Regions from separate parts of the Homo sapiens genome. Here all the other regions are linked to region 1. Evidence: chromatin loops called from intact Hi-C (ENCODE). Cell type or tissue: endothelial cell of umbilical vein. All regions are shown on one strand.

The links. Hi-C counts contacts between places; a loop is a spot of excess contacts. Peaks named below come from ENCODE experiments on the same cell type or tissue, not always from the same donor. Only the 100,000 strongest peaks of a DNase experiment are listed, where the experiment ranks them.
Region 2: a loop joins it to region 1, with 10 times the contacts of the local background. A loop is called at or near these places in 2 of 110 quality-filtered maps.
Region 3: a loop joins it to region 1, with 6 times the contacts of the local background. A loop is called at or near these places in 2 of 110 quality-filtered maps.

The regions. Positions count from the first base shown.
Region 1 is chr1:244,269,409-244,277,408 of GRCh38, forward strand. The region is part of intron 1 of LOC105373262 (a long non-coding RNA gene); the gene reads right to left. Among named protein-coding and RNA genes, the nearest start is that of SPMIP3, 79 kb to the right of the region's middle. RefSeq lists a silencer at 3,654-3,880. In endothelial cell of umbilical vein, a CTCF peak has its summit at 3,812 (motif pointing left); DNase peaks (open chromatin) are centred at 3,773 and 4,433; H3K27ac peaks cover 2,022 bases.
Region 2 is chr1:243,405,991-243,413,990 of GRCh38, forward strand. All of the region lies in intron 13 of SDCCAG8 (SHH signaling and ciliogenesis regulator SDCCAG8), which reads left to right. Among named protein-coding and RNA genes, the nearest start is that of MIR4677, 64 kb to the left of the region's middle. In endothelial cell of umbilical vein, a CTCF peak has its summit at 3,512 (motif pointing left); DNase peaks (open chromatin) are centred at 1,791 and 3,501.
Region 3 is chr1:244,134,310-244,142,309 of GRCh38, forward strand. No RefSeq gene overlaps it. Among named protein-coding and RNA genes, the nearest start is that of ZBTB18, 87 kb to the left of the region's middle. In endothelial cell of umbilical vein, no CTCF peak of the experiment used is centred here; a DNase peak (open chromatin) is centred at 4,322; H3K27ac peaks cover 2,433 bases.

The DNA.
Region 1 (8,000 bases):
GAGAGAAACAGCCTCTCCAAAGTCACATGGACACGAGCCATCATTCCCAACCAACCAAAGGACAGGGCGTCAGCCCGAAGACCCTGTGTTCATCCCAGAACGGCTACATTGGACATGAATTTTGAGAATCAGTCTCTGAGGTTCTAGATGGTGCTTTTGTTTCCATCAGTGACTTTCCTGTGCCCACCCAGAGCGGAAAACAGGGATTCTATGAAGAAGTAGGAGCTCTCTCCCCAGGCCCCACACACAGCCTGGCAACCCTGCCTCCCATGGGCACCGCTACTCCTGCCCCAGCACTGACTGGGCATGGGAGGACTCCTAAACCACCACCACCACCTCTCCTAATGTCATGGGCAAGAAGGGGGGAATTCCTGCACCTAATAACTCAAATCTGGTAGCCAAGCTGATTTGGGACAGGGATAGACAGTTATTGTTAAAGAGAATATTAGATTAAAGTGTACAATTAAAAGATCTTGTCAGCCATGTGCGGTGGCTCACGCCTGTAATCCCAACACTTTGGGAGGTTGAGGTGGGTGGATCACTTGAGGTTAGGAGTTTGAGACCAGCCTGGCCAACATGGTGAAACCCTGTCTTTACTAAAAGTACAGAAATTTAGCAGGGCGTGGTGGTGCACACCTGTAATCCCAGCTACTCAGGAGGGTGAGGCAGGAGAATTGCCTGAACCCTGGAGGCAGGGTTGCAGTGAGCCGAGATCACACCACTGCACTCCAGCCTGGGCGACAGGGCAAGACTCCATCAAAAAAAAAAAAAATACTAATCATCCCTTCAAGCACTTACTTTAACATTCAACAAACATCAGGCTCCTAGCAAGTGTATGGGAATTAAGTGTGGACAGATTATTAGTATGCCATCCTTGCCTCTCGAACAGGTGATGACTTGTAAGAATGAACTCTTCAGTGTGGGGCAGGGGACGGAGCATGCATTAGAGTCAGACAGAACTAGATAGAGTTCTAGACAGAGCTCTGCTGCTTCCTAGAATAAGACTTGAGCACATTATCTAATCTCTCAGTATTTATCTATAAAGTTGGCATAATAATGAAAATCTCCCCCAGATCTTGCAAGGATTCAGTAACGTAGTACCGTGCTTGGCACAGCATAGTGTTGGGTACATATTAGACAGTTAAGATTCCAGCCTCCAATCCTCCTCCTTCAGTTTCTTCATCTCTAAAGTTTGCTATTGTGTTGGCTTTACCTACCTATAGCTATGAACTGAATGTGTGTATGTCCCCAAAATTCATATGTTGAAGCCTTACTCTCCAATGTGACAGTATTTGGAGGTGGGGCCTTTGGGGGATGATCAGGTCATAAGGGTGGGGCCCTGATGAATGGAATTAGTGCCCTTATGAGAACAGACACAAGAGCACTCTCTCACTCTCTCTGCCACATGAAGATACAGTGAGAAAAAGCCACCTGCCAACCAGGAAGGGGACCCTCGCCAGACTCTGGATCGGCCTGCTCCTTGATCTTAGACTTCCCAGCCTCCCACCTTCAGAACTCAGGAATAAAATGTTGTTGCTCAAACCACCCAGCCAAGCCAAGCCAAGACACTATCTCACAAACCCAGACTTCCTGACACATAAACCCAAGAGCACCACACAGATACATTTCCTCATAAGGACTGTCAAGTCTCTGATTGAAAAAATTAAGAATTCTATTTAAGGTGGGTGGATAGACTGGGAATGTGAAAGGACTCTACAAAAATGAATGATACATCTTTGCTTAGATCTGGAATATGCTGGAAAATACTAAGTCACAGACCAAGTCCTCCTTTGCAATGTCAGCAAACTTTGACCCAAGGGCCGAATTTGTTTCCCCTCCTGCCTATTTTTCTCTTACACTGGAACACAGCCATGCTCATTCATGTACGTATTCTCTACAGCTGCTTGTACGCTAAAACCCCAAAAGTGAATAGTTGTAACTGAGCCTGTATGGCCTGCAAAGCCTAAAGTATTGACTATCTGGCCCTTTCCAGAAAAGTTTTCAACCCCTGATCTATTGGAATACATTTGAGTCTTCTATCGTAAGTGTCCATAAATCTGAGGCTGAATGCTGGAAATTGAACTATTTAGCTCTAGAGCCAGTTAAGGTTTACAAGGCCCAGTGGTTGGAAATTGAGACCAAATGAATCTGAAGGTGAGAACCAAGAGGTTTCCGCCTCATCACTGTGTAGTTCTGAAGCGAACTGTAGATCAAAAGAAGGCTTGAAAAGAAAAAAGCAACAAAATAAAAATGAGTTTTTTAAATGCTAGGCAGCAAAATGGAATTGAAACAGGACTAACCTGAGAGTTAGCCAGCTGTGCCGTAGTGCCTGGTCTGCCACCAATGAGGTGTGCGATGGGGGCAATTGCTTCACTTCCCAGGGGCTGTTACATGATTTGTAAAATGAAAGGCTCACTCATTCACCAAACATTTCTTGAACTCCTCCTAGGGGGAGCTTGCTGTCTTAGACACGAACGTCTGGACCCGCTAATCTCTAAGATGCCTTTCCAGCTTTAGAGCTCAATTTAAAGTGTTGGGTGATACCGGAGCTTTGTGGAGTGGCTATGCGAGGTGCCTGGAGTTAACATTCACACAGTGCTTTTGGTTCTGCGGCATTTTAATGATATTCACCATGGTAGTAATTTATCGCCATCTCTTCTTTCCAAATAGATAGCGTATTAGTGTAAGTCCAGTCCATCAAGCAAGCTTCTTCCATCTGCGAGGGAGGAGGCAGCCCCCGGACAGCTGTGGTTGGGACCTTCACCTTGAATTATGTAACAGTAGCAGGGGATGGGCAGATTGGCCTTCTGAATTATGCTTCCTTAGACTGGCATTTACATGAGTTCGCGGACCCTAAACACTCACCAGCAGACACAGCGAGGATGGCTTTATCCCTGGAGTAATTAATCCATGTAGCAAAGGGATCTCCAAGGTGCTGCCAACAGTCTTGGGATAATTGAGACCTTACAGCAAATAAATCCCCCAGAATCACGACCGCTTTCACCATCCCAAAGCCCCAAAGTGAGAACCACCTTCCAAAAACTCAGAATCCAAAGCCTGTTAATCCCCTTTTGTGGCAAGCCCATCCTCCTGGCCTGCCTGCCCTGCTCTCCTCCCCCATAATACCCATTCAGGGCAGTGACCCCAGTTGGCAACCCGGAGCCGCGTGGGCTGTGGTCAAACGACACCCAGATGAAAACTGCAGCTGATGGCCTGGCCTTTCGGGTCAGTAGCTGCTGTGCACAGCTCTCTCCCTGCCTCCTGAAGTTCAAATGCCAGCCTGATTTCTATCTGGAAGCATCCCAGCCCAAACATGGAACAAAAGTTCCCTCTGACAAGCCCATTTGGGTTCCAAAGTATGTTTTTATGTTTGTTGGCAAATAGAACTGTCACCAGCAACAATAACAACACTGTTTTCCCTCCACTGAAGCTACTTCATTTCTTCACATTTGTTCCAGGGCTGGAACTGGACAGATGAATAATGTAGGCTAGGCGGCTGGCCCAAGTCCTGACCTCGTGCCTCCAAAAGCAAACACAGAGGTGAAAATGGAGACTTGTTTGTTTGAACTCTCACTGCCTAATTTAAAAAAGAAAAGGCAAAAAGAAAAACAAACCTCCCACCATCCTATTTCATCAATGTAGACACTGATGGGTTTTGTTTTGTTTTGTTTTGTTTTTCTTTTCTTTTCTTTTCTTTTTTTTTTTTTTTTTTTTCCATGTCTTACTTTTTGAAACATGGAACTACAGCCCTCTACTGGTGCAAGGAATGAAGCCAATTTCTCAATCATCGAGGCTACCCTGCCATCTTGTGGCCATGTGAGGGATGCACACGTGTAGATCAATTTCTCAGCATCACAAAACAGTCTAGGTAAGACGTTGGAAGGGTTCTTCAAAATATTCACATGGACTTTCATTTAAGACATTTCTTGTATCGTTTGGGGAAAACATCAATGGGATTTGGAGTCAGAATGTTGGTTCCTGCGTTTAAGCTCTGTCAGTGATTTGTGACATCATCCCTGAGCAAATAATTTCATTTTTAGGAACCTGTTTTCTCATCTGTAAAATGGAGGTCATAATAAATGTTTGATTCTTGGAGTTTTGTAGTGTTTACATAAGATCATGCATATGAAGAGTGCCTTGTCCACTTTAAAATCATATGCACATGAATATATTAAAAATCCCTAGAGAAGTAGTTTCTATCATCATACTTGGTAAAACTTTAGAAACTTGAAATCGGTTTCAATGACTAACCTTACTATAGTCTAAAGCCCTGGCCTCAGAATAAAGAGAAGGACTTTACACTGTCTCATGCTTTCCTAAAGATACATACTGCCAAGTCCTCTCCGTTTTCATTTTTCTGATTTAAGTCAAGTCAGTTTCTTCGGCCTTGCTTCACGGGGCCAGCCAATGAATAATGAGGAGTGTAGATGCGTCTTGGGAGGTGAAATAACTTTGCTTACATGGAATCGCAAAGTGCTCATTAGTGTGGGGGCTTAGGTATTTGGCTCCCTCGTCTTTTGGAAAAAGCCCAAACCAGACACAGCAGCTAAAGGAGCCCTCATAGGATGTCTGTGCTGCACGATGCTGACGCAAGATGACTCATCACACACTAGCTGGGTTTGGCCACTGCTTCTGTGCAGCTGTTTGCAGAAAGCCAAAAATTTCTGGTGCCAAGCTGGGGGCTTGGTGAACAAACCCAAATGTTACTGTCCTCATCTCCTGCTAAATTTCAGTCCTGCTCGGGCCGTGGCCCAACCAGTGTTAAGTCTACTGATGAAAGTCCAAGTCACTGTCCTCTGTGCCCTCTCGTTACTGTGTCCTCAGGTTACTGAATTTATCATTCATCTCACTGATGCATAAGGTAGGCTTAGGGTACATTTGGCAGCAGGATCAATAGTTTTGCAAAGAGAAAATAGATGCCAGCCAAAGGAACATCGAATCCTTGGGCGAATGATGAGGACGGATGACTCATGTCCAGGCCATCTTCCCTCCGGGCTGGGCTCCGCTGTCTCCATACTCACCTTCTGTCTCCAAGTTTGGTTCACTAGGCCCATCCTCAGGAAGCCTCCCTTAGGATCCAGGATGAGTCACCAGCACCCCAAGTGTGCTCGCTGGTGAGGATTATAGGAGGGGGAGGTAGGCTGTGTCTACAGGAGATCCTGGGGCACATCTGGGGGATGGAGGTGAAAGGTTATCCCTCTGTCCTACAGAATGAGGGTCCCCCTTCAATCCCCTAGAGGTGACATGCCAGAACGCCTGAATCAGAGAAGGCACTCATTCCTCCCACCTAACTCTTTTTATTTTTTTTAATACTGAGTCTTGCTCTGTCACTCAGGCTGGAGGGCAGTGGTGGGCTCCCAGATCACTGCAACCTCCGCCTCTCAGGTTCAAGTGATTCTCCTGCCTCAGCCTCCCGAGTAGCTGGGATTATAAGTGCACACCACCATGCCCAGCTAACTTTTGTATTTTTGGTAGAGATGGGGTTTCATCATGTTGGCCAGGCTGGTCTCGAACTCCTGACCTCAAGCAATCCACCTGTCTTGGCCTCCCAAAGTGCTGGGATTACAGGCGTGAGCCATTGCACCCGGCCTCTTCCACCAAACTCTTACAGGGTTATCCCAGAATCTTCCAGAGACACCACCCTGTGGATGCAACCTGGGGCTTTCTTCTCCACAGGCCATGTCTGAAAATAGGAGGTTCTTCCTCTCTTCCACACTGGGAGAGAGATAGCAGTCAGGGAGAGAGAGCAGACGGGGAGAGAGATAGCAGTCAGGGAGAGATAGCAGTCAGGGAGAGATAGCAGTCAGGGAGAGAGATAGCAGTCAGGGAGAGAGAGCAGACAGGGAGAGAGATAGCAGTCAGGGAGAGAGATAGCAGTCAGAGAGAGAGAGAGCAGACAGAGAGAGATAGCAGACAGGGAGAGATAGCAGACAGGGAGAGATAGTCAGAGATAGATAGCAGATGGGGAGAGATAGCAGTCGGGGAGACATAGCAGTCAGGGAGAGAGATAGCAGTCCGACAGAGATAACAGACAGGGAGAGATAGCAGTCGGGGAGAGATAGCAGTCAGGGAGAGATAGCAGTGAGGGAGAGATAGCAGTGAGGGAGAGATAGCAGTCAGAGAGAGAGATAGCAGTGAGGGAGAGAGATAGCAGTGAGGGAGAGATAGCAGACAGAGAGAGAGATAGCAGTGAGGGAGAGAGATAGCAGTGAGGGAGAGAGATAGCAGTCAGGGAGAGATAGCAGTGAGGGAGAGAGATAGCAGACAGAGAGAGAGATAGCAGTGAGGGAGAGAGATAGCAGACAAAGAGAGAGATAGCAGTGAGGGAGAGAGATAGCAGACAGAGAGAGAGATAGCAGTGAGGGAGAGACAGCAGTGAGGGAGAGAGATAGCAGTGAGGGAGAGAGATAGCAGACAGAGAGATAGCAGTGAGGGAGAGATAGCAGTGAGGGAGAGAGATAGCAGTGAGGGAGAGAGATAGCAGTGAGGGAGAGTGATAGCAGTGAGGGAGAGAGATAGCAGTGAGGGAGAGAGATAGCAGTGAGGGAGAGAGATAACAGTGAGGGAGAGATAGCAGTGAGGGAGAAATAGCAGTCAGGGAGAGATAGCAGTGAGGGAGAGAGATAGCAGTGAGGGAGAGAGATAGCAGTGAGGGAGAGAGATAACAGTGAGGGAGAGATAGCAGTGAGGGAGAAATAGCAGTCAGGGAGAGATAGCAGTGAGGGAGAGAGATAGCAGTGAGGGAGAGAGATAGCAGTGAGGGAGAGAGATAGCAGTGAGGGAGAGAGATAGCAGTCAGGAAGAGATAGCAGTCAGAGAGAGAGATAGCAGTCAGGGAGAGATAGCAGTCAGGGAGAGATAGCAGTGAGGGAGAGAGATAGCAGTGAGGGAGAGAGCAGTGAGGGAGAGATAGCAGGCAAAGAGAGAGATAGCAGTGAGGGAGAGATAGCAGGCAAAGAGAGAGATAGCAGTCAGGGAGAAAGAGAGCAGTCAGAGAGAGATAGCAGTCAGGGAGAGAGAGAGCAGTGAGGGAGAGATAGCAGGCAAAGAGAGAGATAGCAGTCAGAGAGAGAGATAGCAGTCAGAGAGAGATAGCAGTAAGGGAGAGACAGCAGACAGAGAGGGATAGCAGACAGAGAGAGAGATAGCAGTGAGGGAGAGAGAGCAGTCTGGGTTTTCCTTCAGGAAGGTGCGAGAAGGTGAGGTTTTCTTTAGAGGTTTTTCATGTTCTTTTTAAACACTTAACATGAGCCAAATGAGAGTGGGAATTAAAGGTATGATGGCCAAATCTGACCTGAAGCACCCACTGTCTAACAAGAGCGGAACTGGTGATGGCCACAATAATACTGCAGACATCTCTTGGAGTTTTCTGTAATACATGGAAAAACACCAGCCTTGGAAACTCAGACATCTGGGTTTGAGTGCCAGCCACGAGGCTAAAAGATTCCAGAAGGCCAGAGGGGGAGAGTGTCAGAGTCCACTGCTAGACTGACTGGATGTCTTCACATACAGGACTGGCAAACGGACACTTGTAAGTTTGGAAAATTTGACAGCAAAACAACAGAGAAGGGGGCACTGCCAGCTTTAAATACAATCCAATGAATTAATTTATTTGGAGAAATAATCTCATTTTAGGATATTCTTTTTTATTTATTTAGGATAAACCTATTAATAAAACGGGTAATATGTTACCTGTCCTCTAAATCTGATCTCACAAAAGTGTGAGAAGGAGCAGGGGTCAGGGGATTAGGGGGAAGGGGTGGAGTTTAGGCAGAGACTAGAGTCTCTTCAGACTTTCAGTTTTCTAGATCATATATAAATCACTTTTTTAAAACTTTTATTTTAGGTTCAGGGTTACATGTGCAGGTCTGTTTGTTTATTTTTGAGATGCAGTCTCACCCTGTTGCCCAGGCTAGAGTGCAGTGGCGTGATCTTGGCTCACTGCAACCCGCACCTCTCGGGTTCAAGCGAATCTCCTGCCTCAGCCTCCCAAGTAGCTG
Region 2 (8,000 bases), 860 kb before region 1:
CATTGACATGTTATAGAAACGCCACTAGAATGCATATTGATCCTACTGATACCTGATTTGAAGTTACTCATCAGAGGGATTAGTTACTGGGAATTTGTAGATCAAGTGATATTTTTCAGAGAAGAAAGCCAAGAATGCATAAAAGTCATTAGTTTATACAGACAAATTGAAATGGAAAATATGAATTTTTGAAAATATGAAGATACAAAGGCAAAATCATGATCGAATTTATTTTAGGTAATAGCATATTTGGCCTTATTATTTAGGGTGATGAATTGGGCTCAGGGTGTTGTATAATAGGATACAGTAGTGCTTTACTATCTCACAGGATCTTTGCCCCATGCAATCACTTAATGCATCAGGCACCCTGAGCTATTGAAAACATTTGAAGACTGAAAATTAATGAAGTGTGCATTGTCAAATGCACTGAGGCTGTTCAGTCTCAGTATCTACCTATGGTATCTACCGTATCTAAAGAAACCATTACAGAAATTGCTCTTACTATTGCTGTAGTAATAAGTGCTTTCCCTGATTCTAATGTTGTCCCTTCCCCATCTGTTCCCCACACTGCAGCCAGAGTGATCTTTCTAAAGCACGAGTGTGATCACAACACTCCGCTGCTTAAAACCCTACATTGGCTCCCTATTTCCCTCAGGACGAGGGCCTTAAAAATAGCTTCATGTTCTGGCTCCTGCCTACATCTCCAAGTCTCGTCTTTCTTCAATAATCTCCCCTCCACCAACTGTGCGCTGCTGCCCCACAACATATATCCTCCAGCATCCCGTCATGCCAAAACTGTTTGCAGTGTTCTCAGGGCACCTGGTTATCTCTCCACCCTGTGTCTTTGCACAAACTGTCCACTTCACTTGTAATAATCTTCTTTATATTCTTTGTATGGCAGATTACTACTCATATTTTAAGCTTCTGATTTTTTTTAAGCTTCCTGAAATCCTTCCTCCCTGTCCCCAGCTACTCCCCAATTCCTATCCTTTCCACCTGTATCATGGCAGGAATTTAGCCCTACTTTAATATTTACTGTACCATGAGTTGTTTTTTTCCCCAAAACTCGTTTATTTTGTTCACTAGACAATAGACTCTCTGAGGCCAGGGTCTACATCTTGCACACTGATGCATCCCCATACTTTTGTGCTTGGCACAAAGTAGTTGCTTAAGTATTTGTTGAATGGATGCGCAATCCACTGTTTGATTAAACAAACCCATCATGTGAGGCAGTGCCATGGAATGGAAAGAACACTGGACTTGGAGTGAGAAGACAGATTTGGATTCCAGCTTTGCTACTTACTAGCTGCATGGCTTTGAGAAAAATCTCTTAATTCCCGAGTTTGAGACACTTTATCTATCAAACAGGAATATCTGTTCCATCTCTCTGCCCCACAGAGATGTTATGAAGAATAGAGAGGTCGGTGCATTTGAATGTGCCTTTTAAAATAGAAAGTACAGACATGCAAAGGGTGATGCGCTAGTAACTGGAGTTGATAGAGTCTGTGGTTTTGTTTTAAAAGTAGATGGGAATTGTGCATATGTAATAGAAACAGGCAATAGCTAGTCTACTGTATTGTCTTTTGCCTTGAAGGTAAGTTTTCAAATTATTTTGGAGATACTGTAAGAACATTTTTGGAGGGAAAATTATTTTTAGAGATGTTTCTGTTAAATATTTCCTTTCTTTTGTGTATATTCCCTTGAAAGAAGTTGACCTCCTTTCTGTTTCTGCTTTCTTCCCTAGAAGTGACTCATTCTCTGATCTGATAACTCATCTTTCAACATTGTGCTTGAAGTTCTGACATACTTTGCAATGAAGAAAATAGAAGTAATTTACTCCAGGAAATATGCCATTAAGTCTTTTGCATACTTAAGGAAGTAGAGATTCCAGAATCTCATTCCTGTGTTTTCCTTTCTGTTTCTTCTCAGTAGTTCCACATTTGCTCAAATAAGGGAATACAGCCCCTGTTAGCTGTAAATAAGCATAGAATTTTGGGTTCTTCTGAAACATGGAAGACATCATGCTGTCTACCAATTTTATTATTGTTTTTGTTTTGTTTTATTTTCAATAATAATAATAAATTCTTGCAAAAATAGAGATTATCTTATCATATTCTCTGACTGTAGTCAGTAGACAGGATGATACTTACACCTGTGAGGATACTTAGTACTTTCCGTCTTTTAGTAGTTGATCATTCATTCATTCGTTTATTCATTCATGAAATGTTCATTGACCACACAACTGTGTACCAGGCACTATTCCAGATTTTCGGGATAAATTAGTGAGCAAAACAAAGGTTCCTATTCTCCATGGATTTAGATTCCAGATTGATGCACATGTCTTATCTTTTCTAGAGTCTGTGGCCACTTGAGGCAGGAGATGTGTTTGTGGTACCTTTCAATGTTTTTGCAAAGGTGAATATATGTCTTCGAGAAGGACACAACTAATTGATGGTGTCATTGTAGGAGAAAGTAATCCAATAGCTTAGGGGACAACAGGGAAAGAAGAAGGAGAACTAGCTTGGGATTTGGCTGTCAAGATGGATAATATGGCTATTAAATGGCACACTCCCATATAGATAATTGAAATAGACACTTGTTATCCTTTCAACCTTCTCTCATTTCTCTACATCCCTGATAAAAGAAGAGACTGAAGCATAGTGATTCACTGTGGACTTTAGAGTCAGATAGCCCTGGATTTCCTGGCTGTAACCTTTAATAACTAAAGAACTTGGACATACTGTATAACCTCTCTAGGCTCCCATTTTCTTATCTATAAAGTGAAGATACTAAGAGAACCTACTTTATATGGTTGGTATGAGGATTAAATAAAAGAATGCATGTAAAGACCTTAGCTTATGTGTAAACATTAGTAATTAGTAGCTTCTTAAAAGGATTAGTCCTTTAAGGTTGGATTTTCTTTTTGTTCTGCTTGAATGAAGAACCCCAGTATTAAAGGAAGAAAGTTATTAGTCTATAGTCACACAGGTGATAAGGTGGTAGATGCCATACTCTGACCCTCTAGCTCTGTGAGTTTGGCTGTACTCCATTGCCTCTCAAGGTGTCATCTTCCCAGAGCACAAAGAGAATAAACTCAAAAAGTACCTATACATTTGTTTAAAAAACAAGGCAAAACAAAACAAAACTATAAGCAAATATTGAAATCTAGTTACTAGTAGATTTGCTTTCCATAGATTATTAATTTTGAAACTACTTTCTGTGTATTCCAAGTTTGAACAAACAAGTATGTTGAGGATAATAGGAACCAAGTTTCTTACTATTGAGGAAAAAATTACAATTATGGAAAAAAGGGAGACAAGGTTCTATGTATGTTGTTGGATTGTAATTGGAAAGACCAGTATGAATGTGTATGCATATATTCATATAGGATACAGACAAATATTTATATTTATATTCACATTTATACACTTACATGTATATTCATATCCAGACTTAGTCCACCAAGGTGACCTAGAAGCAATGATTTTGCAGTAGCAGTGAGCACCACCTAGTGACAGATCCTGATTTCTAAATACCATTCTCCATTAAAGGCACAAAAACAGCTCCTTGGTCAAATGCTGATTCCAAGACTGGTACAAGGACATTACAAGATGAGCCTGCAACATTTTGTGGAGATAGAAAGCCACGTGAACAATAGAGACATGTCACGTAGGAACCACCTTGAAAGGGTTCCCCCTGGCCAAATCCAGGATAAATTGAGCATAAAAATAATAATCATAATGGATTATAACCCACTGAATAAGATATGAATCCATGACTCCATGCTGATATTAATGAATTAATAAATGAGAGAGAAGGGAAAGCTCTTTCTTATAATACAATGTTAACTAAAAAATAGAGAAAGAATAATGGAGTAAAAAAGTCATTTTTGGATGTAAAACTATTAGATGAGAGCTCGATGAAGAATAGGATGTTTGCATAGTCTAGGCATCTCCCAACAAATTACCTCTTACTTATTAGGTTGGAGCAAAAGTATTGTGATTTTTGCCATTAAAAGTAATTACTTTTGTGCCAACCTGATACAGAGAGGAAAGGAGTAACTTTACAGTAGAGAGGCCTGGGACAGCTCACCTAACTGCTGTTTTGCTGAGTCTGACTTGTACCAGCCCATGAGAGCCAATTATGTGTATTTCTTCCCAACTTGGTATTCAGTGATGTCACTTTGGTAGCTGAAAATAGAGCATGGTGGAAGTGTCTACACTGAAAATTGGTGAATACTACCAAAGAGGGATTTCCTGTCCCCTGGAGCCCTGTTGTTAAATATCGTCTGGCACACCAATGATGTTAATCAAGCTATCAAAGCTAATAGCACCAATATTGGGACAGGTGTACATTTTCTGTCTAAACTCACATCGGTACCCAGCACCTCCCTGCCCCTTCTGTCTGTATTCCTTAATGATTTTCAGCCAGTAAGCATGTTATAAATTCTCACAAGTTTTTTCATACCAATATGCTACTATCACAAAGCTCACAAAATTTTATCTTAAAAGGGAAACACCTTTTAGCCAAAAGAGTTGTATGTCTCACATTGGAACTTCAGACATCAGTAAAAAGGTGAGTAGGAACATGGAAGGTGGGATTGGTGCTTCAACCCCACAACTACCAGGTCCTTGTTCCAGACTTGAGCCTTTCATTTTTTCTGTCCCAGGGTCATTGTTGAGCTAAATTTAACATCATTAGAAAATGTACTTTAAAAAATCTGCTTAACAAATCATTTTTGCTCTGTGACATGAACATTTTTTAAATTGCAAGATTTAAAATAATAAACGATATGAAAAAGTTGAGTATCAAAAATATAAGCTTAATGCTTCAGTGCCGTTTCTAAAAAGTGGGATGGTAAATATCATTGTGACCATTTTTAGAAAATGCAATCAACCAGAACTATAATTGGTAAAAAGGAATGACTATGCTTCCATGTATATGTAATCTGTGTTTGAGGCCTAGCCAGTACTTGTTCACTCCTTTAATTCTGAATTTTTATGAAGAAAACATTGACATGGCCTACATACGCCTGGATTACAGGTGATGTGAATAACTTGGAGAATAAAGGTGGATGTTCCTATTCTAGACCATTTGCTCCTCCTTTAATTTATTTATTTTTATTTATTTTTTTATTTTTTGAGACAGGGTCTCACTCTGTCGCCCAGGCTGGAGTGCAGTGGTGTAGTTATGGCTCACTGTAGCCTCAACCTCCCTGGGCTCAAGTGATCCTTCTGTATCAGCTCCTTGAGTAGCTGGCACTACAGGCACACACCACCGCATCTGGCTAATTTTTGTAGTTTTTTTTGTAGAGATGGATTGCACCAGGTTGCCCAGGCTGGTCTCGAACTCCTGGGCTCAAGTGATCTACCTGCCTTAGCTTCCCAAAGTGCTGGGATTACAGGTGTAAGCCACTGATTTGCTCCTTTTAAAGATCAGCTTTATTGGGGTAAATTTAAATATAATAAAATATCACCAATTTCTAACTGTGCAGGTAAATATGGTTTGACAAATATATAGAATTGTGGAAAGATCATAGTCATAACATAGAAGAACATTTATATCCACCCAAAACATGTCCTTGTGCCCTTTTGCTCCCTGGTACCCCTCTCCTACTTCCAAATCCTGGCAACGCGGATCTACTTTCTGTCCCTTAGTGTTTACTTTTCTTGAATGGCCTGTGAATGACATCATAATATATGTCTTTGGTGTCTGGCTTTTTAAACTACGTGTACTGCTTTTGAGGTTCAGCCAAGTGCTGTATGTGGCATTGTTCCTTGTTATTTCTACCCTTCCTAGCCATGGTTAGACTATACCACAGTTTATCCATTGAACAGTTGATGCACGTTTAAGTTGTTTCCCGTTTTGAGTGATTGTGAATAAATCTTTCAGCCCCATAACTACCAAGAAATTCTTTTTTACTCAGTGTTTTGAGTGGGAATTAAAGCAAACCAATTGGAGAGACTGGCTTGACCATCCTTCACCAGGCTCTCACACCCAGCTGGATTTGACTCTCATTTTGTTATGCTTTGGTAAATTTTCCCCTTATACCTTTCTTACGAAGTATTTTGCCATCTACTTTCTGTTTGGCCATTTTGAACTCCCTGCTAGGGGCAAGGAGCATGTCTTATCTATCTTTATTTGACCCAGTGCCTAGCAGAGTGCCTTTCACATAAGAGAGTTATGATAAATACTTAATGCATTGATTTACATTCTTCTCTAGTTGCTCCTTGAATGCCTACGTGCTTTTTATAATTTTTTCAATCCATTATCGTATTACCTCTAGAGCAGTGTGTCTGATCTTTTGGCTTCCCTGGGCCACACTGGAAGAAGAATTGTGGGCCACACATAAAAGACATTAATATTAATGATAGCTGATGAGCTAAAAAGGAAAAAACAAAAAGGCCCGTGCATAAATCTCATAATGTTTTAAGGAAGTTTATGAATTTGTGTTGGGCCGCATTCAAAACCATCCAGGCCGCAAGCAGAGTAAGCTGTCCAACTGGCGGCCCAGGACAGCTTTGAATGCAGCCCGATACAAACTGGTAAACTTTCTTAAAACATTATGAGATTTTTTTTGTGTGATTTTCTTTTCTTTTCTTTTCCTTTTTTTTTTCCCAGCTCATCAGCAATCATTAGTATTAGTTTTAGTGTATTTTATGTGTGGACCAAGACGATTCTCCCAGTGTGACCCAGGGAAGCCAAAAGATTGCATACCCCTGCTCTAGAGTATTATAAAATAGGATTCCCCAAATAAAAACATTTTAATCCTACCTCTGCCTTTAAATCATTCACTATGCAACCTATAAGCAGACTTCAAATTCTTTGTGACCCTTGGGGATTTTTAAGTAGGTTTTTTTTTTCCAACTGTAAAGTGAGAGGGTTTGATGAAACACATTTGAGGTTCCCTTTTAGTTCTAACATTCTGGGAATTTATAAAAAGCCTACCAAGTCAGAACCTGCAAGAGAGGAGAGAAGGCAACATAGGAAAGTGGAAGGGGAAAGGAGGTTGGAAAGCAAGACTATGTCATGTTTCTAGGCAATGAAACATAATGTATAGTTTCCCAAATAGAGGGAAATTTGGGGAAGGATTCGAGAAACATCAGTTGATGTGTAACTCAACATTTGTTGGTAGAAGTCTTTTAAATTGTTTTATTTTATAAAAAGGACTTCAATTATGACAGTAGTTCTTTTCTATAGTCAATTTATTTTTTATTTTTATTTATCTATTTTGAGACAGAATCTCACTCTATCACTCAGGCTGGAGTTCAGTGGCACAATCTCTGCTCGCTGCATCCTCTACCTCTCAGGTTGAAGTGATTCTGATGCCTCAGCCTCCCAAGTAGCTGGGATTACAGGCATGCACCACCACGCCCAGCTAATTTGTGTATTTTTAGTAGAGATGGGGTTTTGCCTTGTTGGCCATGCTGATCTCTAACTCCTGGCCTTAAGTGATCTGCCCACCTTGGCCTCCCAAAGTGCTGGGATTACAGATGTGAGCCACCGTGCCTGACCTATAGTCAATTTAGAATATCAGTAATTAGGCAGCTTATTCTAAAGAATGATGGTGAGATTGACAACCCCTTTACATTGGGGAACTGTAAGTACCAGTTTGTGATGGGTAGTTTCAGTTGTGACTGTTATCTTGGTATAATTATTAATAGTGCCCCTTTCACTTTCAGATGGGTATTGGTGTTGGAGAATGCATTTATGTCACCCAATTGTTAGGGGTTGCAGAGCCCCAGATTTCTATCTCTGGCTCCTGCCCCGGCAGGGGGTCTGACTTGGGGATGGTCTGACAGGGCTTTTTGTTTTTTTAGCTGACTCCTTTAGCAGCACGGTCTCCAGCTGGCAGAGCCATTAGAACCATTCTCTTCTAAGCACCTTTTTCTAACACGTCTGAAAAGTTTTTGCCTCCTCTCGTAAGACTTAAGCAGATTCTCCAGCTACACGTTAAGATAGCAGCCTTCCTTTCCCCTATGACAAGAGTATAACAACAT
Region 3 (8,000 bases), 140 kb before region 1:
CAACCTCAGAGCAGACACAGGGAACTCCCGTGATACTCTGTCACTAGGCAGAGTTGTTGCAGCTCAGCTACTTTGTGTTTTTCCCCAGTCCCTTTGCTGGTTACACTGATTTCCTGCGAGTGGGTGCCAGATATGCCACTGGGAGCTATAGGGCTCAGAAAAGATGCATTGCCTGAATGAGGGGGGAGGTGTAACTTTACAAAATAGTATACTTAGAAATGGATGCTAATAACAATCAACATAAGTAAATATAGAATCCAGATGTCCTTGATGACCTATCTTCAGAAATGACACACCATCATTTCTATAGTATCCTATTGGTTCCACTGATTGCCACTACTTATTGTAGGCATGGACTACACAGGGGTCCGAATGCAAAGAGGTGAGAATGACAGAGAATGATTTTAGAGGCTGACTACCACAGATAGGTTATTTTCCTTCAAAGACATTGATACCATTTAGCTACAGAACCCTTGAGTCTTCAAGCTACAGAACCCTTCCTTTAGAACTAGAACATTTACATAGTTGTCTGCTCACGTTGTCTTCTTCCAGAGTGATGGCACCGAAGATCATGATGTAGGGTCTTGAATGGAAAGATCAATATCAATGTTATGGAAAGAATTATCCACCAAGTAACTCAAGCCCATGAATAATCTATTCTATGTTCTAGTAGAGAACCTTTCTTTTTTCTTAAGGCAAACAAGCAAACAACAACAACAAAACACCTTGTGCTTGAGGTTAAACCAAATACTTCAAGACTTGCCATTTGGAAAGTTGCTGAGCTTATGTGGATTAAGGAAGAATGTCGTAGTCTCTTTTACATTCTTGACAAAAGTCTTTTAGATAGCTAATGGATAATTCAAGGCTCTGACACTGATGAAATTATCAAATGTGAAGCAGTGGTGAACACAATTTCAAAATCATCAGCCAAGTCTTAGAGGTGAGCACATGCCAACATCAAAAGCAATGAGACGCGATGGGATGTGGTGTTTCTTTATGTACCAGAGAAGTAAAACCAGGTACATTGATGCTAAGCATAGCATGTGCATCATAAATTCAACAAGTATCAAGATTTTGTGTCCAAGTCAGGCTTTTGTTTGGCAACAAAACTCTTTTACAGTTTTGGAGATGTCAATGGCCTTTGAGGTTTCCAGAAAAGACTGACAGCATAGGAATTCTCTGATAGCATCAGTGTGCACCTAATGGACAAAAATCAAAAGGTAGATGTGTTGAAAGACTTCAATAACTATCTTCAAGGGAAATGGCTTATTAGCCAATTCTTCCACGACCTTCATCAAATAATAGAAAGAAATGCTGGTGATTCTGAAGTAGATGACTTTATTTGACAGGAATACTGTTTTAATATTCCTTCTCTGATCCAAACTATATCTCTTTTAACTACTTTCCAGGACAAAGTTTTCATAATTGTGTGTGAATTCTTTTCCTAAGGAATATTATAAACATCTTGGAGAAATGTATGAAAACAAAGTTTTGTGTTGAAGTGAAGCTGCGTTTTGGTAAGGTTCCCGCCAAAAATAACTACCTTGCCCGATGTTGTTGAGCGGCTGGACAGTTTTGCTGGATTTGTGCTTTCACCAGGAGGATCCAGGCCACACAGGAGCACTGTGGCGTTTGTATCTCCTGATGTTCAATAGTGAAAGTAGAAATAAAGACATGGAAGACTTATCATTTGTTTCTTTTCCATGACATTTCCCCTAACTGAACTTGGGCCTATGTGAAAAGGTAGAGATGTCAGGTTATACTTCCTTTCGTTATGATCTATAGGACACTAATCTCAGTGCCATATCATGGTAATAATGATTACTTTTACCTTACTTGACCATGTACAATGGAATCCCTTGTACTTGTTTGAAGCAAAATATCTTAATAACATGATTGATATTAAACACGATTTTTTTTTAAGAGACAGAGTCTTGCTCTTTCACCCAGGCTGGAGTACAGTGGTGCAATCACAGCTCACTGCAGACTTGACCTTTTGGGCTCAAGCGATCCTCCCACCCCAGCCTCCTCAGTAGCTGGGACCACAGGCACAGAGTATCACACCTGGCTAATTTTTTTTTTTTATTATTTTTTGTAGAGATGGGGGTCTCCCTATGTTGCCAGGGTGCTCTCGAACTGCTGGACTCAAGTGATCCTTGGCCTTCCAAAGTGCTGGGATTATAGGCATGAGCCACCGCACTCAGCCATCAAACACTATTTTTAATGAAAGCAATTATCAAAGTAACAAAAAGGCAGATCGAAGAAAAATAATGTTCTCCCAAGGCTCACCCATGAATTCCCTAGGAAACCTTGCCCCATTCATTTAGTTTTTTGTCTTTTCCTCACGAGACTGAATTTCTTGTGGGCCTTAATTTCTTTGTCACTGCAAGATTTAGTTGTTTCTTACGCTAGAAACACCAGCACCCCAGAAGCCCCTTGGAATCATTCACCCCTATTCCCCAAAGAGTTACTACTCTGACTTTTAATAGCATAGATTAGTTTTGACTATTTTGTACTTTATATAAATGAAATGATACCATTTTTACCTTTAGGTCCTTCTAATATTCTGCCTGGATTGTGGTATTTTATAAATTTTGTGTGTGTTTTCAATGATGAGGATGCAAGCTCCTTTATGTAACTTCTCGGTAGAAAAAAGCAGAATCTGGAACAGTGCCTTCAACAGAATACATTAAACTGAATGCTCCTAAACCTATTCAATTCAGCCAAGCTGGTGGAGATGCAGACTTGATACCTTACCATGAACTCGTCGGAGGATGGGGATCTAGTTTTCTATTCTAGTCATCTTTCCTAGACACCACTCTGTGTGTGTGTGTGTGTGTGTGTGTATGCACATGTGTGCATAGAATTATTCTGAGACAATTCATCACTGCCTAATTTAACCAACATTTCTGAAAATATGCATGATAATAAAAAATAAGGGATTTTTCCCCCATCCTAATAGTATTAATGGAGGATTCATCAGACTGGAGTTAACTTACAGCTGACTTTTGGGATTTATCTGAAACACTATTCTTAGCCTTGTAGCTTCCTTCTGGTGACTTTATTAATTGATCAGATAAGAGTGTCATGGGGCCCCACTAGTGATGATGGGACCAGTGGGTTGTTTTCCTCTCCAATCTAGGAAACAGCTGGGTGTGTTTCACAGCTGCCATGACACTGTGAAAAGATCCTTACACCCGTTTCCTATGCTGCTTTTCCTTTTTGTTTGTTTGTCTGACATATTACCACCATTAATGCTTGCCAGAAGCTAGGCAAATCTTTTGTCAAAAACCAACCTGCAACTCTACAGAGAATATTTTTCTGGATCACTTACTTTCATTTTGAGCGTTTTTAGAAGCCTTTTTAGAAGGCTTTTGAATTCCCAGTATTCTGGGAGGCATTGACTTCTGCTGTGCACTCAGGACCATAGCAAATGGGTTGTTCTGAGAGATAAGGAAAGAAGCCCTTGAAATGTAGCTTCTTAATGGAGCCATTCTGCGAAGGATTGACCTGACAAACAGCTCCGATGTATTCACTGCGGATGTTCATCTCTAAACAGCCACACACATTTCCTGCAGAGTCATGGTAGTGCAAGCTGCTTCAAGTACATTGAGGGAGTGGGAAGACAGTGGTTGAATAATACGGGAGCTCCAGCTGAGAGATGCCTGTGGTACAGCTCTGGATTGCGGTGGACAGAGCTTCAGATCTGTTGAGTTTGAGAGTCATAGCCAAGATTTCCTGCTCACTGCTTCTACTGTTATTCCCATTGTTAGTTGCTGGCATCTCATATCTTAGATCATTAATCCATCCGCTGGCTCCCTATTGCTAATCCCTTATAGGCAAGACTTTGAGACTGTCCCTTCAAGATTCAGAGGGTCATTTCTGGCCCTCTCCTCCACTTTTTCTACACACTGATACTCTTTCCTATTATTCATAAAGCGATAGATCATAAACATGCTCTTAAGCAAGAGTGCTAATCAACCAAGCAGCACTGCCGGTGAGTTGGTTCATATTTTGTTCCTTCCATTGGGTTCCAGCTGCGCTCTTCCTGTTTTACCAATTAGGTGAATGGGAGAGGTGTGAGGCATGGTGAGCCCAGCAACAGATACAGAAACACCTTGTCTCTTCATTTGCTTTTGTTGTGAAGGTGACCATCAGGGGGACTGTGTACAGTGCCAAAGAGTGGCCTGTCCATCTCCCTTAGTTATGACGGCAGCAAATAACAAAGTCTCCATGTGGACGCAAGGGCTTTCTACAGTTTAAACCAAGACAATGGGAAAGTATGTTTTCTTGGCCCTTTGCAGGAAATCCTGCCCAACACAGGAAAGAATGGAGCATTTCCCGGACCGTGGGCTGCCCGGGCCTGGCTTTCTAGGGTGGGCTTGAGCAAACCCGGTAAAAGATGCTTATCCTCTTACCGAATAAGAAAACCCAGCAACATCACCCATGCCCAGAGGTGCTAATGTTCAGCAAAGCCCCAACATGAATTAGCTGGAACATACAAAAAATGATATGTATGATTCAGAATAGACTAAAGGAGAGATGTACATCTGACCTTGACTTTGCCCATTTTCTCTGCTTAGTTTTCAGCATGTTACAAAAATACCTCTCCACCAAGAAAAACAGGAGAAGATACTACTTGGAAAGAAAGGAAAGTGAGATCTGTCTCATGACATTAGAAACAGATGATTGCTCAATATCTTTATTCTGAAAGCCATGGCTTCTAAATTTTTTTTAAAACTGCAAGCTACAATTGTTTTCCCTGGGCCCTGCTGGAAGTCACAGGGTAAATAAGGCACAGCCATCCTTTCCTTTGCTGGTGGCCCTCTCGGATGGTGACATGTCGTAGCAGCAATGGTGCCTCTGAACAAAAATAATGAGAGAAACATCTGTCTCCTGCTACGCTCTTTTCCAGGCAAATGGCACTTAAGATTCTTATTTTAGACTTGTAAGTGCTCCCACAAAAAAGCAGCTTCGGTGTTAACTGCATCTCCTTCTTTCTTTGAATCTGTTGATCACTTTTTCCTTTGCTTGTATTTTAAGACAGTTTAAAAACAAAGATGACAACAAGATACATGCATGTCTCTGGTACTGTGGGATTAAGAAAAAAAAGAGGTGAAGAATACAGTAGAATGGTGTCATGTGGGTGCAGATAATTCTTCCGTCCTTGTTAAAAGAAATTGGGAGAGGCAATGTTTTGGAAATGTTTATACCTAATATATTGTAGAGGCTTGAAAATTACCAAGTAAACCAGATCATGAATGAAATAGTGTTGCTAGCGGTGCTCTCTTGTAGTCAGGGATCATAGTCCAAATATTGAGGAGGACCTACTCTTGTCTGTTTCTCTCTCTCTCTCTTTCTCTCGCTCTCCTGCTCTTTCTCTGTCTTCTCACACATACACACCCTGGCCCCTACACAACTACGACTCACTTTCATCAGGAATTCAGATAATGTCCCCGAGATTAAAGAACGACTTGTGAACTGGCATCTCTGAAGCAGCGAGCTGGAAACACAGGCTTCGTGCTTTCCCACTGGGATATTTAGAAGAGCATATGCATAAAGTGATACCATTTTTTGTTTATTTTGGCTTGCATACAACTAAGACATTTTAGAGCTGGAAGGAACTTCAAAAACGAAGCAGTTCAACCCCTCGGTTTTTCTAATGAGGGAACCGAGGCTCCGCGAAATGCCTCCGTGTGGCCGAGGTGGCAGCGGGGCGCTGGATTCTCACGTCTGGCTTCTCCAGCCGTCTCTTCCCAAGGTCTCTCCGCTCTCTCTGGCTTTTCTTCTCCACCTCCTCAAGCATTTCAGATCGACTTCCTCCTCCACGCCGCTCACGACCTCTTCCCAAAGCATTCTGCTGCTGTTATTTGGAAAATAACGAACACAGAAGCGATGTGTTTCTGCGGATATTTTAGTGCTCACAGACTTGCGGCATCTGACCAGCCTGGGCACAGCACTGTGTGCGCGCATACCGTAGAGTGGGGAGGGCACCCGCATCACAGTCACCTCAGCACCACCCTTCCGCTACCCTTCTTCATTATTTGTAAACAAATATGTTTCTGAAATTTTGTCATGACTTTTAGAAATTAATTTAGGATAACCATTTAACGAGATTTAAGATTGCCTAAAAGGAAGACAGAAGAGTAAACCTGTATAAGTTCAAGTTTATTCTGAAAAAGTTTTTGGTTAATATTACAAGTTGATGTTCTATCCATCCATCCATCCATCCATCCATCCATCCACCCACCCATCCATCCATTTATCCACCCATCTATCCTCCATCATCCATCCACCTACCCCACTCACCCATCCATGCATCCAGCCATCAATCCATCCATCCATCCATTTATCCACCCATCCATCCTCCATCATTGTCCACTTACCCCATCCATCCACCCATCTATCCATTCATCCAACAAGTTTTATTCAACCAACATGTCATTCAAAAACATTTTCTGCATGCATCGTGCCGGTTATTGTGTGCACAATAGGTTACAGAAACACAATCTAGTGGGGAGATAGAAAAGTATGAATAATGAGGCCAGGCGCAGTGGCTCATGCCTACAATCCCAGCACTTTGGAAGACTGAGGTGGGTAGATCACCTGAGGTCGGGAGTTCGAGACCAGCCTGGCCAACACAGCAAAACCCTGTCTCTATTAAAAATACAAAAATTAGCCAGGCCTGGTGGTGCATGTTTGTAATCCCAGCTAGTCAGTGGGGCTAAGGCAGGAGAATTGCTTGAACCCGGGAGGCGGAGGTTGCAGTGAGCCAAGATCATACCACTGCACTCCAGCCTGGGCAGCAGAGAGAGACTCCATCAAAAAAAAAAAAAAAAAAAAAGAAAGAGAGAGAGAAAAGTATGAGTAATGATTATACAATGGGATGGTTGATATGTAGTATACACATAGATACAACATAATGTACTGTTGATAGAGATTTGTGCAAGGCTTTTGACTGAACAGTATAAAAGCCACAACAATGAGTAATAAATATTTCCTGCCAATTAGGAGTTTTAATTAATAGAAAAGATGAGACATGTACACAAAAAACTCTAATACAAGATAAAATATAATGTCATTTGCTCTGAATTTCTCTGTAATTTATAGCATTTTAAAACTTGGGGACAGAAACTCCATGTATAAATATAAGAAAAGATATGAAAGTGGTTGTTGTTATTTTGGAATAGGATGGAAAAAGATCTTGAGGGTCAGAGTGTCTCATGGGTTAAAGGTAATAATTAGCAAAGAGTGCTACAGTTTAAACAAAGAACCTTGTGTGTCTAAGCAAATATAAACTGTTCAGCTAATATAAACTGTGAGAGAATCAGTAGCATCTAGACCAGAGTTGGTCTTCGTGACTTAAGGGAAAATTGGAAGAAATAGAGACATTTGATCTCACAAATGAAAATGAAGGCTGGGCGTGGTGGCTCATGCCTGTAATCCCAGCACTTTGGGAGGCTGAGGCAGGTGGATCTCTTGAGGTCAGGAGCTCAAGACCAGCCTGGCCAACATGGTGAAACTCCATCTCTACTAAATATACAAAAAATTCACCAGGTGTGGTGGCACACACCTGTAGTCCCAGCCACTTGGGAGGCTGTGGCATGAGAATCACTTGAACCCAGAAGGCGGAGGTTGCAGTGATCTGAGATCACATCACTGCACTCCAGCCTGGGTGACAGAGGAAGACTCTGTCTCAGAAAAAAAAAACAAAAACCAAACAAACAAACAAAAAAACACAAAAAACAAAAACAAACAAACAAAACAAAGAGGGTTTCTAATAAAGAAAAGCTTAAAAAACACCTTATTTCACCAGATGAAGAAAAGATGGACATATTCTGATTTCATGCCACAGGGACTTGGGCGAGACTGCTCCTGACACCAACTCCTGCCATGCTCTTGCAGCCTTCAAGAGGAGGAGGGCCGTCACCAAGCCATCTGGTTTGGATGCCAGAGACTGACTTCCTAGGAGACTTTCTGCTTTCATTTTCTTTGGTGTT